Regions from separate parts of the Homo sapiens genome. Here region 1 is linked to region 2. A link is a contact called in ENCODE Hi-C or POLR2A ChIA-PET data. All regions are on one chromosome and are shown on one strand. Each heading gives the region's core, a stretch centred on a gene start or an enhancer-like site at or near the end of the contact. The rest is flanking DNA. Distances are from core to core; before and after follow the strand shown.

The links. Hi-C counts contacts between places; a loop is a spot of excess contacts on that map. ChIA-PET counts read pairs that join two places held with the same protein, here RNA polymerase II (POLR2A). Pooled maps may share reads with other maps.
Region 1: a pooled map shows a loop between it and region 2 (5-fold over the local background). The contact joins two enhancer-like sites. A Hi-C loop is called at or near these places in 1 of 168 maps with a recorded cell type or tissue (naive thymus-derived CD4-positive, alpha-beta T cell) and 7 of 50 pooled maps. POLR2A ChIA-PET finds 5 or more read pairs at or near these places in 3 of 52 experiments (WTC11, naive thymus-derived CD4-positive, alpha-beta T cell and naive thymus-derived CD8-positive, alpha-beta T cell).

The regions. Positions count from the first base shown.
Region 1 is chr20:53,215,920-53,218,885 of GRCh38, forward strand. The region is part of intron 1 of TSHZ2 (teashirt zinc finger homeobox 2); the gene reads left to right. Among named protein-coding and RNA genes, the nearest start is that of TSHZ2, 250 kb to the left of the region's middle. Within about 2 kb of position 1,297, at least 2 of the 41 ENCODE cell types and tissues checked have a DNase peak (open chromatin) inside an H3K27ac peak, as active enhancers do.
Region 2 is chr20:52,404,262-52,406,961 of GRCh38, forward strand. All of the region lies in intron 4 of LOC105372666 (a long non-coding RNA gene), which reads left to right. Among named protein-coding and RNA genes, the nearest start is that of ZFP64, 210 kb to the left of the region's middle. Within about 2 kb of position 1,295, at least 3 of the 41 ENCODE cell types and tissues checked have a DNase peak (open chromatin) inside an H3K27ac peak, as active enhancers do.

The DNA of each region.
Region 1 (2,966 bases), core at 47-2,546, 810 kb after region 2:
GGGGTCCCAGGCCTAATTCCCAGTCTTTCTCCTAGGGTTGAGCTCCTGCCCTTTTTCCCCTAAGGCCAAACACCTGTCTCTGATGTCTGATTCCTCTTCTCCCAGAATTCTTCATTTTGGCCAAGACCTTCTTCCCCAGTCAAATTCCCAGAGACTCATATCTGGAGGACAGAAAGGCACGACCTTAGCTCTTCCTCAGAATGAGGAATAGAAAACAGTGGGGGGCCAGCTCACTTTTTAATAAGACACTAGTATTTCAGCATTCTATGAAGTCAACACCCAAGGAATGTCCCTGTCATCTGTTCTCACCTTGCAATTGCTGGTCCTGTTGTCTTCCCCAGCCCTCTCCACACCTCACTTCACCAGCCAAGCCATTGTTGGCTCCTAAGCATTTCAGTTCCTGATGGAGGAGTAAGACAGGTAGTCAGGTAAAGCTGGAGTGAGGACAAATGGGACTGGGGTGGCGGAATCCCTGGCAGAAAGTCAAGGACGTGAACATACAAGGAAAAATAGGCCACAGCCAGAGCACTGAAGGCCACAAATGTGAACCCCTAGCTAGGATATGTCATTTTATGCCAGGCAAAATCAGGACAACAAAGGGTTCTCAAGCATAGGTGCGACCCAACCAACCCTTCACCAGCCAGGAACATTTTCTGGTGTTAATGCCATCTTAGAAAATGCTGTGAAAAGCTCCTTGCACTGAGCTAGTTTCTCATCCCCTGATGTTTACACCTCTCAAAGGTGCATGGAGCCCCACAATGTGTCACTCTCTGATTTGTCACCTGGAGAACACAGCGCAGACATGTTTGGCTGCTTTAATATTTCTCTATAAATCAATCCTCTTTCCCCTTAATCATGTGGGTTGTTCTTCTCTGAACTTGCTCCAATTTGTCTACATCTTGCTGGGACTGAGTTGTCTAAAAGTGAACACACCCTTCAAATGCGGGAACTCTCCCTGCAGCCCCTGGCAGCTCCTGGCGACTCACTTCACCGCCCGGAGAATTCCGTGCAGGGCTCCAGCGGTGAGCAGAGTTGGAAACGGCCCATCCCCAGTTTCCAAAGAGGCCGTGTCTTTCTGTTCCTGAGCGGGCCCGTTTGTTATTTTTAGTGTCTGATTGTCAGGCTGCGGCATTAGAAAGTCTGTGGTCGCATTACATATTCCAGAAAGTCACATTGCTGGTGATGTGCGGCTGTATCGATGGATGAGTAATTGCTCGCTGTCAGGCCCACCCGGTGAAGCTGTGTCCTCCCAAGTTGTGAAAGGGGGATAGTGCGAGAGCCGCACCTGCCGCGGCCCCACCTGTCTGCGCTTGGCCGATGCCAGCACCTGCAGCCTTTCGTACCAGCGCCCTCTGCTGGTCGGACGCCCCACTTCTGGGCGCTCAGGGAGCAGAAGGGGCCTGGCCTCACCCGACAGCCCCCTGGCTCTAGGCAAGTGAGATATTATTATTCCCATTTTAAAGACCAGATAACTGAGCCCCAAAGAAGCGAATATGTGGCTCACAAGCAGAAAGGGATAACAGATGGAAGAACAACAATAATCAGAACAGCAACGCCAGTGAACCGTTGCACATCACTTAATTTGCCAGGGGCTGCAAACCCACAGACAAATAATGGCAGAAAGTGCAGAGAGCCAGGCGCAATATAAGGAGTGGATGGGGACCATGGCAGATCCCTGGTGCTCAGTCTAGAGGAGGCAAAAGCGGTAAAGCTCTGCCACGCAACCACACAGGGCCAGTAACGTCAGAACTTCTCAGAAGGCATCTATCCTTAAGTGTGAAATTTCTCTGATTTTGAAACAATTCATGGGCCAAACAAAATATGGCTAAGGGCTACATTTGATCCACTGCCCCTGCTTGTAACCCCTGGTTTACACAGAGTTATCTGACTTACTATCTCATTTAAGTTTCACATAATCCTGTGATATCATTACTGGTTTTATCCTCACCTTTGCAAACAAAAAAACTAAGGTTGAAGGAAGTTATGCAAATCTAATTTATGTTAGAAAGGAGAGTCAGACCTAGGCTTTCACATCCCAAAGCATAGATTCTCCTCCCTGAACAATACAGACAAGTATTTTACTTTGGGAGAAAGGAGACTGGCTAGCCCAACACCCTCCTTTTTAAGAGTGAGAAAGCCGAGGCTCCTTTGAAGGAGCCGCAAATGGCAGGCTGCACTTTACAAACAGTCTCAAGTCTGGTTCTTTCAAGTCATGATGTTGTCCTTTATTCTGCACTAAATTTGTTTTCTAAAGACTACGCCTATAGGCTGAGGGCCTCTCACCTGTGATTAGAACATTTGCTTTGAGTAGCTTTCAAGGAACAGAGCTGTGTGTGTGCTGCACCAACCACATGGTCTCAGCTGGCACCTATTATAATTCAAATTGAGAGATGGGAAACATTGAGATGCATTAAGCAAGATCAAACTTTACAACAGTTGGCACAGGGGCAAATGAATTCGGCTTGCCGACTTATTTGTTCGGCCCACACAAACCACTAAATAAATAGATAATCGTAATAATAATGTACACAGCATTGCCAAAATTTGTCAATCAGGTGATTTCGCATAAAAATTCAATTTCTCATATTCTTTTGCAAAATCCAAACATCTACCGCATTGGTTCTATATTCGCAGATGACGAGATTAGCTGGAGCTATGTTGTTGCCACCTCTTTCCAGCAGGGCATTCACTCAGCAACTCTCCCCAATACCTACCTCTTTCTATTGTCTCCCTGAGGCCAAACATCACTAGCCATTTATCATTGTGTTTGGGTCTTTCTTTTCATAAAGAAAATGAGTTGTCTCCTATAGTAATGTCTCTCAAAAGTGAGAAAACAGACTGAGAATTCGAGAAAAATAAGAGAGAGCATCTTTCTTTACAGTGATGAAGATATTCTAAAATATTCATATTTATTGAACAATTTAGTGTTACTTTCCTTGTCTCTGGTCAGCACCTGAGTTTTCTAC
Region 2 (2,700 bases), core at 45-2,544:
TTTTGTAATGATTTTGCTGTTTTAAAAATGTTTTAAGTCTTTTTGTATATGGAAGAAAATTTTATTCATGGAATTGAGAGAAAAGAACAAGGACAAAAGTAAAAATCTCCTATAATTCCATCATACAAATAAATCATTTGGAAGTATAGAGAGTCTTTTTTTAGGATTATTTTTATTTTCTTCTGTGAAACAGGAATTGTTTGTACATCTTTTTTAGCATGCTGTATCTTTAACTTAGCAATATATTGTGAACATGTTTCCAGGTTAAAATATTCTTTTTTATCAAATTTTAAAATTGAATGTGTATTATAGATGGGCCATAATTTTATTTACCCAATATCTGTCATTAAACATTTGGTTCTTTTCAGTATTTTGCCATTTAGTGTAATGTTGTAAATGAACGTTTATAGTTAAGTAATTGTGCCCATTCAGTATGATTCCTTGTATGCATCCCAGGGGTGAAATTGCTGTATCAGAGGATTCAAAGTGGAAATTCTTTGACTTTGATGTGCAATTGTAGATTAGGCAAATAAGATGGTGAAGAGATTATCAACGGTGGAGATCATCAAAGGAGAAATGACGTATTTGTAACCTCTCAAATTAAGGGCATTTCCTCAGTATCATCAACTTCTTCCCATCCTTGGTTACCACATTGAGCTTACAGACCCCAAATCGATAGGCTCCTAGCCTCACTAAATTGCTTTCTTTTGCCCAAATATACCATGTATGTGTTTAGACCTCTGTGCTACTTTATTCCACCTCTGAGAGATAGCTTTTTCACTCTTTTTCATCCTTTTCATCTTTCAACACTCATTTCATGTATTATCTTTCCTGTGAAGCCCAGGCTAAAGTTAGTCAATAGCTCCATTGTCTTCTCACAGTTCTTGGCTCTCAGTTAGCAGAGCTCTTAGAATTCCATACTGTATATCTATTCATGTCTGTCTCTTCTAGAAAACGTGAACTATGTCTTATTTTTTCTTGTCTCTGATGTGCCCATCAGTGATTAGGACTTTGCTTTCAATTGTGATCTTCAGTCTTTATTAACTGCAACCCACAGTAAGAAACAATTTTACATCATGATGTATTATATGTGTTCAACACACACACACACACACACACACACACACACACACAAAACAAAAGTTTCATGGAATAAAATTTGCCATGACAGGATGTCATGCACTCATATTTTCTATTCTATTTGTCATTAAAAATGTTCTGGTCACAGTTCACCAAATCAGTTTACCTACTAATGAGTCATGATTCTCAGTTTGCAAAATTCTACTTAGCATAAGCTCAAGTACTGTTTGTTGATCTGAATTGCAAAACATTGGCTTATTTTGCAGCAAATCTCAGACATTATGTAATTTTATCTATACTCGATAGTGTTAAATGTATTAACATTGTTATGCAATGGATTTTTAGAGCTTTTCATTTTGCAAAACTGAAACTCTATACACATTAACCACTACTTCCCCTTCCCCTCCCCTAGCCCTTGGCAACTACTTTTCTACTTTCTGGTTCTATGATTTTGACTGCTTTAAATATTTCATATCAGTGGAATCATGTAGCATTTGTCCTTTTGTGACTGGGATTTCATTTAGAATAATGTCCTTGAGTTTCATCCATGTTGCAGCATGTGACTGGATTTCCTTCATATTTAAGGTTGCATAATATTCCATTGTATGTATATAGCACATTTTCTTTATTCATCTATTGATGGACATTTGGGTTGCTTCCATTTCTTGGCTATTGTGAATACTGCTGCAGTGAACATGGGTGTACAAATATCTTTTCAAGATCCTGTTTTGAATTCTTTTGAGTATATCACCAGAAGTGGGATTACTGGATCATATGGTAATTCTGTTTTTAATTTTTTGAGGAACCTCTTTACTGTTCTCCATGATGACTACACCATTTTCCATTTCCACTCACAATGCACAAGGGTTTCAGTTTCTCTGCAACATCGCCAACACTTATGTTCTGTTCTTTTGACAGTGACCATCCTAATGGATGTGAGGTGATGTCTCAAGGTGATTTTGATTTGCGTTCCTCTTATGATTAATGATGTGGAACATGTTTTCCTATGCTTATTGGCCATTTCTGTATCTTTGGAGAATTGTCTATTCATGTCCTCGATCCATTTTTAAATTGGGTTATTTTTGTTGTTTTCTCCTTGTTTCTTGATATATGCTCTGAATTGAATTATTAAACTGTGATTCGAGCATCTTACTTTGGCCTGTGAACCATTGTATTCTGTGACCTCTGGGTTAGCTTGCCTGGCAGTTTTCTTGGAGGTTTCTATTGCATCACGGTAATTGCCCACACGTCTTCTTCTTCTTTTTTTTTTTTTTAACTTTTAGATTCAAGGGTACATGTGCAGGTTTGTCATATAGGTACATTGCATGTCATGGAAGTTTGGTGTACAGATTATTTCATCACCCAGGTAATAGCATAGTACCCAATAGGTAGTTATTTGATCCTCTCCCTCCTCCCACCCTCCACCTTCAAGTAGGCCCTAGTGTCTGTTGTTCCCTTCTGTGTGTACACGTGTACTCAGTGTTTAGCTCTGACTTGTAAGTGTGAACATGCAGGATTTGGTTTTCTGTTCCTGCATTAGTTCGCTTAGGATGATGGCCTCCAGCACCATCTATGTTGTTGCAAAGGACATGATCTTGTTCTTTTTATGGCTATGTAGTA